Regions from separate parts of the Homo sapiens genome. Here regions 1 and 3 are each linked to region 2. Evidence: chromatin contacts called from ENCODE Hi-C or POLR2A ChIA-PET data. All regions are on one chromosome and are shown on one strand. Each heading gives the region's core, a stretch centred on a gene start or an enhancer-like site at or near the end of the contact. The rest is flanking DNA. Distances are from core to core; before and after follow the strand shown. Region 1 holds the start of REEP5 (receptor accessory protein 5). Region 2 overlaps CAMK4 (calcium/calmodulin dependent protein kinase IV). Region 3 holds the start of DCP2 (decapping mRNA 2).

Region 1 (3,933 bases), core at 882-3,381, 1.7 Mb before region 2:
GGTGGGCAGATCACAGAGTTCAAGACTGGCCTGGGTAACATAGTGAAACCCCATCTATACTAAAAACAGAAAAAATTAGCCGGACATGGTGGCACACGGCTATGGTCCCAGCTACTTGGGAGGCTGAGGTGGGAGGATGGCTTGAGCACAGCAGGAGGTCGAGGCTGCGGTGAGCTGTGACCACGCCTCTGTACTCCAGCCTGCGTGACAGAGTGAGACAGTCTCAAAAAAAAAAAAAAAAAAGTAGAACATAATGCCAGACAGTAATAAATTCTATGGAGAAAAATCAAGCTAGAGACCACTGGGGGTTGCAATTTGAGATTAGGGGTACCATTTGAACAAATATCTGAATAATGGAAGGGGACAGTTAAATGGTTAACTGGGGAAAGATACTTTCAGATAGAGGAGGGTTTCTGGACTGTCACATTATTGACATTTGGGGCTGGATAATTCTTTGTTGTGGGGGCTGTCCTGTGTGTTACAGGATGTTTAGCAGCACCCCTAGTCTCTAACCACTAGATGCTAGTTGCACTTGCCACCTCCTGCTCTCCTTGTGTGACAATCTGTTTCACAACGAAAGTATCTCTAGACATTGCTACTCCTCCCCCCAGGAGGAAGAAGGGGAGAGGAAGTGCTCCTGGTTGAGAACCACTGAAATAGAAGAAAAGTGAACGAACGCCCAGAGGCAGGAATGGGCTTACCTTGTCTGAGGCACAGCAAGGAGGGAGGCAGTAAGGGAAGACATCAGAAAGGGGAGGGATGAACCATGTCACCTGTGACCCTGATGCCCTCCTTCAGGCAGATAGGAAGTTGCTGGAGGGTTGAGAACAAAAACATAGCACAACTTGACGCACATTTTAAAACAGATTCTACTGTCTGCCACATTGAGAATTAACTGTAGGTGAAAAGACAGAAGTAGACAGCAGGTTGTTTCACTTGTTCACTGATTTGGCTGGGTGGTGGTAGGAACAGCTGAGAAAGCTGAGCTAAGAAGCTCTGAGGAAGAAAGGAGGAAGGAGAATTAGCATAAAAGGAAAAAGCTAGGCGTGGGCAAGATAACTTTTTGCAGAAGTGGAAGGCAGTAGGGTAATTAAGTAGATTTGAAAGCACAGAGGGGTTGTGTAGGACCAAGACAGAATGTTCGGGGCCAGTTGTGGGCAGGGCATTGAATGCTCTGCCAAGGAATGGGAGCTCTAGTCTGTTAGGATAATAATACGGAGCTTCGGACAAAAATTCTGCAGCAGTGTGCAGAATAGGAGTCAACAAGAGTAATTTTAGGAGTGTCTGGAAGTCATATGGGTGAGATAAGAGGAGCCTAGGTTTAGGTGGAGGAAGAGCATGGCCAACTCATTCTGAAGGAAGCAAAAATGAGCTCCTGCCCTAAGGCTTGGACCTTAGAATCTCCGTCTTCTTCAGAGTATTTTGACTGTAGGAAGTGCAGAGTATATTGGCTCCACAGAGAGAATTTGGACACTTGCCACAGTATCAGACACCAAGACAACGCAAGCCCACCATGAAAAGATTTAATGCAGTTTTTGCTTGGAAAAGGTGTACCCCAGGGAGGATGTGTTAGATTTCTTCAAGGGTCTTTACAAGGCAACGATTGTCTGTAGGTGAGAAAAACTGCCAAGTTAAGGCAAAGAGGGAGAAAGCAGGACTGCTTCCAAAGAGTTCTTTCACGATGCTCAAACATTTCAATTTTTTAGGTCAAAAATGCCTTAGGTTTAGCACAGCAATGTAGGTGCCAAACTCATCGCAGTGAATTGCAGGCGGGAGCAACAAGGACGCCTGCCTCCTTTCTGCCTGCTTTTTGCAATAGTCCGATTTGAGAAGGGGACCCACGAGAGACACAAAATGCACGCCCCCACGCCACATCCTTTTTACCCCGCAATGGGTTAAGACTGTCAACAGGCAGGCCACCTCGCAGCGTCCGCGGAGTTGCAGGCCCGCCCCCGCCAGGGTGTGGCGCTGTCCCCCTGGCGCTGGGCGGGGGAGGAGGGGCGCGCGGCGGCCGAGGAGGGGCGCGCGGCGGCCGGGCGGGGCGAGCGGAGGCGAGTGGAGGACGCGTAGACGCGCCGCGGTCCCCGCCTGCCGCTGCTCCGCCGCAGTCGCCGCTCCAGTCTATCCGGCACTAGGAACAGCCCCGAGCGGCGAGACGGTCCCCGCCATGTCTGCGGCCATGAGGGAGAGGTTCGACCGGTTCCTGCACGAGAAGAACTGCATGACTGACCTTCTGGCCAAGCTCGAGGCCAAAACCGGCGTGAACAGGAGCTTCATCGCTCTTGGTGGGTGGCCGGGGGTCGCCGCCGCTGGTAGGGCCACGGGAGCCGCCGCTGCCCCAGCTGCTGGGGAAGGAAGCAGGGAGAGGACTCGGGAAAGGTGGAGTCGGAGACAGACGGGACAAGCAGCATATTCAGGGATCAGGCTGGCCTCCCGGAAAGCGTGGGCATCGGAGGACCCCGCGGGGGCTGCCCAGGCTGAGGGTCGCGGGGCTGGAGGGCAGCTGCGGCGCCGGGCGCTGGCAGCTGGAAGGGCCAGCGCTGACGTATGTCTGCCCCGCGGCCCGGCGCCCTATTCCTGCTGTCCTGCGCGGTGGGCGCGGACGGCGGGGCCCCTGCGGGCGGGCGCGTTGACGGAGGTACCCGGTCCTACCCGACCCTCCGTGGAGCTCCGCCCGGAGAGGGCGCCTCTCGGGTGGGCGGGGGCTGCTACTGCAGCGTGTGCGGGAGTCCGGGCCTCTCGGGACGCTCCCCGCTGAGCGCAGCTTCCCAGGCTGGAGCGCTGCCCAGCAGGCCCTGCGAGAGGGCGGAAGCGGGTGCCTGGGACCGTCCCGGGCGCCGGGGGTTGCTGCGCAAAGCGCCGGGGCCCCCTGCGGGAGGTAGGAGAGGCACAATGGTGGGGCTGCCTGGTATCCCCAGACTTCAAGGCATAGCCCAGCGGACGCGCAGGCCCAGCTTTCGTGTGGTTTGTTTTTCTCGCTCCTTTAATCGAGTCGAGAGGAAAACTCCTACAACAGGCCCAGCCTCGCGGTGTGGGCGGCGGCTGTCCCGCGTGAACGGCTCTCATGCTGCCCGACCCACTTCTCTCCTTGTGGTCCCCAGGTGTCATCGGACTGGTGGCCTTGTACCTGGTGTTCGGTTATGGAGCCTCTCTCCTCTGCAACCTGATAGGATTTGGCTACCCAGCCTACATCTCGTAAGTGACACACCCTGCAGCCGTCCCCTTCCCTTCCTCCATTCCTCCCCGCAGGGCTGCTGCAGTAGACTGCACATCCGCAATTCCCGGGAGAAAAGTGAAAGCTCGGCGGGGAGGGATGAGGTTGGACATAAGGGGTGGGGATAGTATTCACCATTTTGGAACCTTAACTTAATCCCTATCTCTTGACGATTAGCCCAGAGGTATTTTCATTAGATTATCCTGGTGACCAGTGTCCCCTCTCTTTGGCACACTAACAGGAAAGCGCTACCACTCTGTCGTCCTCCCTTTACTGGTGGGAGGATCTCAGAAGGTACAGGGAGCTGAGCACTTCTGTCTAGTAATTATTTTAATGAGTATTTCACCATATATTTATGCACCTAGAGAGTAAAACCCTATCAATTAGGTCTTCCTTAATTCATAATTACGTTAATTGAGACAGTAGGGAGAATTTTCTCATTTTCTTTTATTTTGAAAAAGCCACATGTTACAGACAAACTTGGGAAATGCTTACCCTAGTGTAAAAACAAAAACCTTTAAAAATGCTCCATGATATAGCTCCTTGGTTATATAAGTGAGTCATTTATATAATTGAGCTACTTAAAAAATGAATTTTTACGATTAGGATCTGAATTTATTACCAAAGTTGTTTTTATTCTACAATGTGTTTATTTTTTTTAATTCTACGATTTTATTTTTCCATTCGTTCAAGTAGGAATTATTCCTCTCCAGAAATGA
Region 2 (3,706 bases), core at 710-3,209:
CACTTTACAAGTGTGCCCATGGTAGTTAATACATTTTCAAAAATAATAAGCTGCTGCCAAGATTAGAAGCTATAAACAGCTTTAAAAAAAGACTTGGGCTGCCACATTATTCTGGTACTTATGTGTGAATACTATATGTCTTTTCTAGCTCTGAGAGTCAATTACTGCATTTATTACCGATATTGATTGGTAAGAAAAGGCTCATTTTTATTAGGGCTCTCTAAAACTATTGGCCCATTTCAAATAAAATATTTTGAAATAATTCTAGATTCACAAGAAGTCTCAAAACTAGTATAAAGAAGTCCTACATGCCCTTCACTCAGTTCCCCCAAAGGTTATATTTTACATAATCATAGTAATATTAAAACCAGGAAACTGACATTTGTGCAATGTGTGTGTGTAACTCTATGCCATTTTCTCACATGTTGATTAATCTGACCACCAACACAACCAAGATACAAAACTATTACATCCCCACAATAGTATCACTCATGTTCCTCTTTGTGATCACACCCAATTCCACCCCACCATAGCACCACCATACCTAATCCCTGGCAACGACTAATTTGTTCTCTACCTCTATAATTTGGTCATTTTGAAAGTGTTATATAAGCAGAATCACACCTTTTGAGATTGGCTTTTTTCACTAACATATGGCCCTTGAGTCCATCCAAGTTATTTCATGTACCAATCATTTTTTGCTTTTTATTACTGAGTAGCAGCCATGGTATGGATGTAAGACAGGATCATTTTTGTGAGATATCCAGTTGAATTCTGTGATCGATTAGTCTATATCAAAATACATACAGCTATATATATGTGTGTGTGTATGCATTCTAAATATAAGGAAACTGACCTTGGGGAAATGTTTTTAATCTTTACATCATTAGCCTTAAAAACAGTTAATTTCCAATAACACTATTGATTCAACCCATTACTCACATATCCAAAAATACACTGGGAGAAGTTGGCATTTTAAGCGGTATAAAACAGTGGTGAGCAGGAAATGGGCATTTAATTAGAACATCATCAGAGACTCCAAATAGCCATAAAATGATGATACAATGAATCCATAAATGCAAAGCTTCTGAGACTACAAAGACAAATAATGGAGGCTTTGCAAGAATGGTCTGGGGCTTCGGGTATGCAAACACACAATTCAGCTGCTGTTTCCATTCCCGAGACAGGCTCAGCTAAGGTTGTGACAAAATCATGACTCTAAAAGTCAGCAATAAAGATCTTAGGGAACTTTAGATCATGGCTTTTTTAAAGCTTCACTGAATTTACACAAACTCTGACCTAGCTGAAGTTGTCAGCAAAGATAAACAGTTCGGTAAACTCTACAAAGAAATGTACAGAAAAATCAGAAAATCAGCCTACTACACACAAAAATAAACTTGCTGGGCATGAATCCAAGAAAACCCACTCAGATTATCATAAAGATCACTGAAAACACTTTCTGTTTGTAAGGAGAAATATAATTGCTTGATACTTGGGAAGAGTTTTTCCATTCATAGCTCACCAAAGTGAGCAGATCCAATGGAAGTGATGATGGCACAGGATGGGCAGACCAAAGTTATTTATAAGGCTCAGGAACCAGGGCTTCATGGCCATCAACAGTAGTTCAGACAACATGCAACTACAAAATTAGACCTTCAAACAATGTCCATCAGAAATGTACTTCAATTACACCAGGGAATTTTGATACACAGCCCAGTTTAAACACCACATAAAACCATTCTTTTTTTTTTTTAAGTACTAAGTAAAAGTTGGACAAAGTATAGCTTTAGGAGTACTGGGATTTTGTTGGGTTCTTTTTTCATCAATGAGCTCACTGTGATGCTACTGCCATGAGGTGCTTCACATTTCCCCCCAGCATCTGATGTGGGCCTCATCACAGTATTTGCACAGACTACAGAAACAGCTCCTCCAAACCACAAAAGTCCCCAGGGAAATCCCGAGAACCTGACTGCAGTACCCTTTTTACCCAATGATCCACACATACTTGGCTAGTTTCATTTTTATCACCATCACTCACAGAAAGGCAGGTGCCTAATGATGTAGAGCGGTGTGCATGATGCATTGATGGGGGATTAGCAGAAACAACTCCTTCGCCTGGGGGAGCTGGCAATCAGGTGGAAATGTACATACTCAGGAGTAGATGGGATGTGCAGGAAGATTTCTGTGAATGCTGAGAGAAACTGACCCCTTGGTTCTTCAGTTTCCTTCTCAATATGTTAATTTCTTCACATTCTGCATGAACATCATCTCTGACACACTTTAAAACTTGTATTTTGATATTAATATTAGTTTCTGGCATTACAGAGTGTGAAGGCATTAAATGAGGTTAGCAGGTCTGTTCCCTGTGTTTTACAAGGGTGTCAACCCTCTCCACCTCCAGGAAGGGATTCTGTGCAGACATCTGGGATCATCTCACAGCGCACACTGCCATGGCCACGTGGCAGCAATCTCTGCCAGCCTCCCAGAGGGTCTTGTCCACAGTGACTTCCCTTTGGGTGTCAGTGCCCCCTACCCTAAATTCATTTCCTGTCAGTTTCTGTCTTTGTAACAAACTTATAGACATTAATGAAGCAGGAGCAGAGCTGGTTATACCCTAGAAGGCAGAACAAAGGCCCTTGCCCTCAAGTTCCAAAACAGACCTTTTAAGAGTAAAATTTGAGTCACTTCCACATCCATGTGCGGGAATAATCAAGACAATGATAATTTATTCTGAGCTTCTATTTTTCATAAACCAGATTCAATATTCAGATCTTAAACTATGGTAGTTTTACCAGAGTTTTATTTCTGCACACAAAAAGATTTCTGAAATGCTTTTTCCAGGTGAAAAGAAAATGCTTATATATAACATTACAGATAATTTATAATTTAAATAATTGAAATTTATTTGGGAATGGTTTAAATAGTGAGTTGACTTGTCATTATGTAACCAAATGAAGCTGATAATGACAGTCTTATCTCAGATGAAGAAATATCCATGTGCATATATGAATATCAAATTAGAAAATTAAAATGGAAATTTTTGTCTCACTTACTATTGAAAAATGAAAGAAAAGCCTGTATATAATATACTCAATAACCTCTCAGTAGCTAATCTTTTCTGTTTTTCACAAAATGGAATAAAGTCAACATCATAAAATTGTAGCTAAGCATTTTAGCAAATGCACCATGTACATTTGTTCATTTCTGTTCTCTTCAAAAAATTGTCTTTCATTTTTCTCAACATGGAAGCTGTCAGCTATTTTGATATGGCATGGTGCTTCTCTTTCTGCTTCTTTTTAAATGAAAAGTAAGAAACAGAACATAAAACAGTATTGGAGTTCCCCAGGTGACATGACTGAGAAAACCAAATGCTGACCATCTGTTGCAGCAGAACAGCCCAACCCTGTCCGGAACTGGAAATGTCTCTCCTCCCAGGTTCCGGGGCAAGCAGGGCAGCCGGCACCTGCTGCTGGCTTGAGAGGTCTGCCTAGAAAAGCACCATCAGCACACAGCTCTGAGTCTTCTCCATGGGCAGCTGCCAGAACCCGAAGGTCCTTTTAGAGGAAGATGAAAGGCAAAAATGATGGGACAGGAAAGGTGCACTAAATTACCATCCATGCAGACATTTGTCAAATTAACCCACCTCCACATCAAAAACTAAGCCATTACCAATGAGAACATAAATGTGTGTATGTACATGTGTCTG
Region 3 (3,759 bases), core at 698-3,197, 1.7 Mb before region 2:
GTCTAGTCATTAACCCACATACACATATCAAATTCAGTTTCTTTTTCCTTTTTTTTTTTTTATTTGGGACAAGAAACTAAATGCCTTTTCAGTGGTTCATTTGAATCTACCATACTTCAAAAATTATAAATCTACCATCACCAAAGAAGTACAGCGCCATTTGTATTAGTTGCAAAATTAGGCTATTTACTTTTCTGTATGTACTTTTGTGAGGTTTAAAACGTTAGGCTTATTACTTCTCCTTGGTATGAGAGAAAAAGCACAGGCACTGGAAAGAAAAAGGAATAGGTGTGAAATCTTGATTTTGTGAATTAGGATGAATGTGACCTTATGTAAATTACAAAGTTCCTGAATCTGTTTGCGCAGATGAAAATGGAAATATACTAACTGCACCTACCAAACACGGCTGACTGAGGATTAAATAAAACAATACATGTAAAGGTAGTGCCTGGTGCACAGTAGAAACTCCAGGCCGGGCGCGATGGCTCACGCCTGTAATCCCAGCACTTTGGGAGGCCGAGGCGGGTGGATCACGAGGTCAGAAGTTCGAGACCAGCACGGCCAAGATGGTGAAATCCCGTCTCTACTAAAAATACAAAAATTAGCCGGGTGTGGTGGCGGGTGCCTGTAATCCCAGCTGCTAGGGAGGCTGAGGCAGAGACTCGTTTGAATCCGGAAGGCAGAGGTTGCAGTGAGCCAAGACCGCACCACTGCACACCAGCCTGGGCAAAAGAAAGAGGCTCCGTCTCAAAAAATAAAAACAAAAAAACAAACAAACAAAAAAAACCCCAAAAAACTCCACAAACACCAGTTCTTTACTTTCCATTAAAAAAAACTGCATGAAGGAGATACAACTACTAAAAGCCTGCCTTTTAAAACATAAACACAGTAACTGTGAACGAAAAGGTGTTATCACTTGTAATCACAATCCACACACACTTGGCGACAACTCCGGGTATCACTGCACTCCAAATTTTACCTTCGGAAAATAAGCATTTTTAAGTATCCTACACGTGTTTGGCTATCTGAAATCAGAGTTGACAAGGGGGAAGAATGCAGAAAATTTCTCATCTGAAGTATACACCCTGAGTTAAAACCCCGCGGTTGAGAATTTCCTTTAAAATAGGATTATTAAGGATAAAAAGAAAAGCAGCGCTACACTTTTTCCCTCTCTCCCCCAAAGACAAGTCCAGGGATGAGAAAAAAAAAGTAATTCCTTACAGGAATTTACAGAGAACGCCACGGACAAATAACACGCAGGCGTCAGAATAAGTCCGAAAATTTGCTCCTTGCGCAGGTCCGCGTACCTGGGATCCTAAGCCTTAAATTACTACCCTGGGGGTCTTCCTTCAGAATCGGGGAATGAGACACAGGGAGGAGGGGGTGCACGGCGTGGAAAAGTCACAGAGGCAGAAAAAACAATGGGAGAGGGAGGCGGCGGCGGCGGCAAAACGCTAAGACCCAGGCTCCGGCGAAGCGGCTACGCCTGCGGGAAAGCAAAATAGTTGAGTAACTTAAAAAATGAGGAAATTCCGGGTGTTCTGCGGGGAAGGACGGAGGGCCTTGAGAAACAGGGAGGCTGCGGCGGAAAGAGGGGCGGTGTCGTCGGAGAGCAGGGTCGACGATGGAAAGCGAGCAGCGGCGGGAGCGGAAAGCGAGGACATGGACGTGGGCGGGGAAGAAGACCCAGAGGCCTCTGGGGGTCCGCGAAACTGAGAAAACCCGACGGGGGCGAAAGGGGGTCGGGTAGCGCGGTACCTGCAGAGATCGTCCAGGACGCTGCCGGGAATCTCCACCCGTTTGGTCTCCATGATGAGGACCCACAGCAGGAACAGTGCATCCCGGCTCCGCGCGGCCGGGGACTGACGGTACGGCACTAGGACTCCGGCTCGCCGGAGAGCTGGCAGCCGAGGAAGCCGCGGCAGAGACGACTCCAACGGAGACGAGAAGGGGAAGGGGCGGGACCCGCTCACTTCCGTCCCGCTCCCTCAGCCTTGGACCCCAAGACTGGGCCAAGGCTCGGGGCGGAGCCCCCGGAGTCACGCCCCTGCTCGCTTGAAAGGCCCAATGGGAAGCTGAAGAATTGGGACTCTAAGCACTCTAAGCCAATGAGACGTTTGTTTATTGGTCTGCTACTTCCAATCCGTCTTCAAGCTGCTCAGTTGCTACTCAGAAAACCAACTTCCCGCCGCCTTTGAGGTGGCTACACGCATGCGCACCATGCCTCCTGCGCGCTTCTGGGAAGTTCAGAGGGGTCGGGGCTTAGGTGTAGACCCCGGACACATATCCGGGACTTTGGCATGTTGTGCAGGACCTCGCGGTGACTGAGCTCTTTCCTCTGCAGGGCCGACCCTGAGAATCCGTACAACACAAGAGTATGCTCGCGATTCCTGTCACCAAGTATCTTGCACTTATCGCAGCCCCCACCAACTCCAGGCCAAGAGCTGTGCCTCTTTCACTACAAACCCTTGGAGAGGGTATCCATTTTGGAGGTGGCTCTCCTCTGTGCTTCCTTAGGCACCTGGTTCCAAACATGAAGACAAGGACTTTATCTCAGTATCTGGCACCTAGCAAAATCTTAGAAAATACTGATTTAAGCTGAACTCTGATCTGTATTCCACCCTCTGCACAAAGCAATCCCCACCTGCTCGTCCTTATTCATTCCTCGTCTTGCTTAATGGAGACCAATCCATTTGGGATCTTTGGAGAAACTAGATCCATCTGTTCTTTTTCCTCTTACATCAGACCCACAGGCCCACACACACCTGCTCCGTCACAAGTTTAGTCTGTTCTACCATTTAATCTCCCATCTTTTGTCTAAATTTGTCACATGCCACTGTGTACTTCAGTTTTGCATCATTTCTCCATACTACAGTGAGAGCTGCCTAACCACTGACTCTGCCTCCATTCTTGGCCTGTGCAACTGCCTACATTTTGTTTTGTTTTACTCAGATAGGAACAAGTTATCTTTTCAGTTTCTGCTGTATGATCAAGCCCAAGTTCCTTTGGCATAAGAGGCCCGTCACCATCTATTTTGCTCCCGTTTTCCATCTTTTTTTTCCCCTCTTTCTTGGAGAATTCCTCAAATTTATCTTCCTGACAACTACAGAGTTTTTACTTATTTAGAGTTCTGTTTTGTTCTTCAAATGCCCCTTTCTTGTGGTGTCACATTCTTGCTTTGTATATTTTATTTTATCCTTCTGAGGATATTAATAATAGATTTTGACGTTTTCTTCTCCCTGAGTAGTCTTATTCCTCTCAGCTGCTTTTTGCTATTATCTTGATCTCATCTATCCTATTAGAAGCCTCTGTAGTCCTTGACTATTCACTCACACTTAAGAGTAAGGCCTTAACCTGGAGTCAAGTGCCTTGAAAGCTAATTGGAAGCTCTCACCTTGTAGATGGTACTTGTTTCCTGAGAGCTTCACTGTAGGATGATCTGGCTGAGCTGTTGGTTGGAAACACATGGTATCAGTATCTGTACGTAATTCTTTCTGCTGATGAAATTCCCTAAAGAGAAAATGCTTCCAGGCACAGCTTCATGTATTCTGGGAGTCCAGTACAGAAGCACAGGCTGCAGTATTCCATTTGCTTTATTCAGTACTCCCAGCACAGTCCAAGTCTTATTTTAGATTTCCTAAGAAGCAGGCACTGAGACAAGATTTTGAGTGCAGATAGCCTGTGAGGGAGGTGATCTTGGGAAACATTGGTAGGAGAGCAGGAAAGTGAGTCAAGGAGGGGAGGAAAGCCAAAAGGTTT

Evidence for each region. A loop is a pair of places that touch in the nucleus more often than their neighbours do. ChIA-PET counts read pairs that join two places held with the same protein, here RNA polymerase II (POLR2A). Pooled maps may share reads with other maps.
Region 1: a pooled map shows a loop between it and region 2 (4-fold over the local background). The contact joins the promoter of REEP5 here to the enhancer-like site in region 2. A Hi-C loop is called at or near these places in 2 of 37 single-sample maps with no recorded cell type and 2 of 50 pooled maps.
Region 3: a pooled map shows a loop between it and region 2 (4-fold over the local background). The contact joins the promoter of DCP2 here to the enhancer-like site in region 2. A Hi-C loop is called at or near these places in 2 of 37 single-sample maps with no recorded cell type and 5 of 50 pooled maps. POLR2A ChIA-PET finds 5 or more read pairs at or near these places in 1 of 52 experiments (activated naive CD4-positive, alpha-beta T cell).

Annotation. Positions count from the first base shown.
Region 1 is chr5:112,920,425-112,924,357 of GRCh38, reverse strand. REEP5 (receptor accessory protein 5) reads left to right here and starts at 2,131. Exons shown (of 5, transcript NM_005669.5): 1 at 2,131-2,285; 2 at 3,102-3,195. The coding sequence starts at 2,168. It overlaps LOC105379123 (a long non-coding RNA gene), which reads right to left and starts at 1,971. Exons shown (of 3, transcript XR_948675.3): 1 at 702-1,971. RefSeq lists an enhancer at 609-728 and silencers at 1,861-2,130, 2,491-2,940.
Region 2 is chr5:111,253,109-111,256,814 of GRCh38, reverse strand. All of the region lies in intron 1 of CAMK4 (calcium/calmodulin dependent protein kinase IV), which reads right to left. Among named protein-coding and RNA genes, the nearest start is that of CAMK4, 31 kb to the right of the region's middle. RefSeq lists enhancers at 1,627-1,676, 1,837-2,106, 2,327-2,416, 3,225-3,314, 3,455-3,504 and 1 more. Within about 2 kb of position 1,959, at least 3 of the 41 ENCODE cell types and tissues checked have a DNase peak (open chromatin) inside an H3K27ac peak, as active enhancers do.
Region 3 is chr5:112,974,986-112,978,744 of GRCh38, reverse strand. DCP2 (decapping mRNA 2) reads right to left here and starts at 1,947. Exons shown (of 11, transcript NM_152624.6): 1 at 1,759-1,947. The coding sequence starts at 1,811. RefSeq lists enhancers at 1,497-1,606, 1,717-1,766, 1,777-1,866, 1,937-1,986, 1,522-2,281 and 2 more.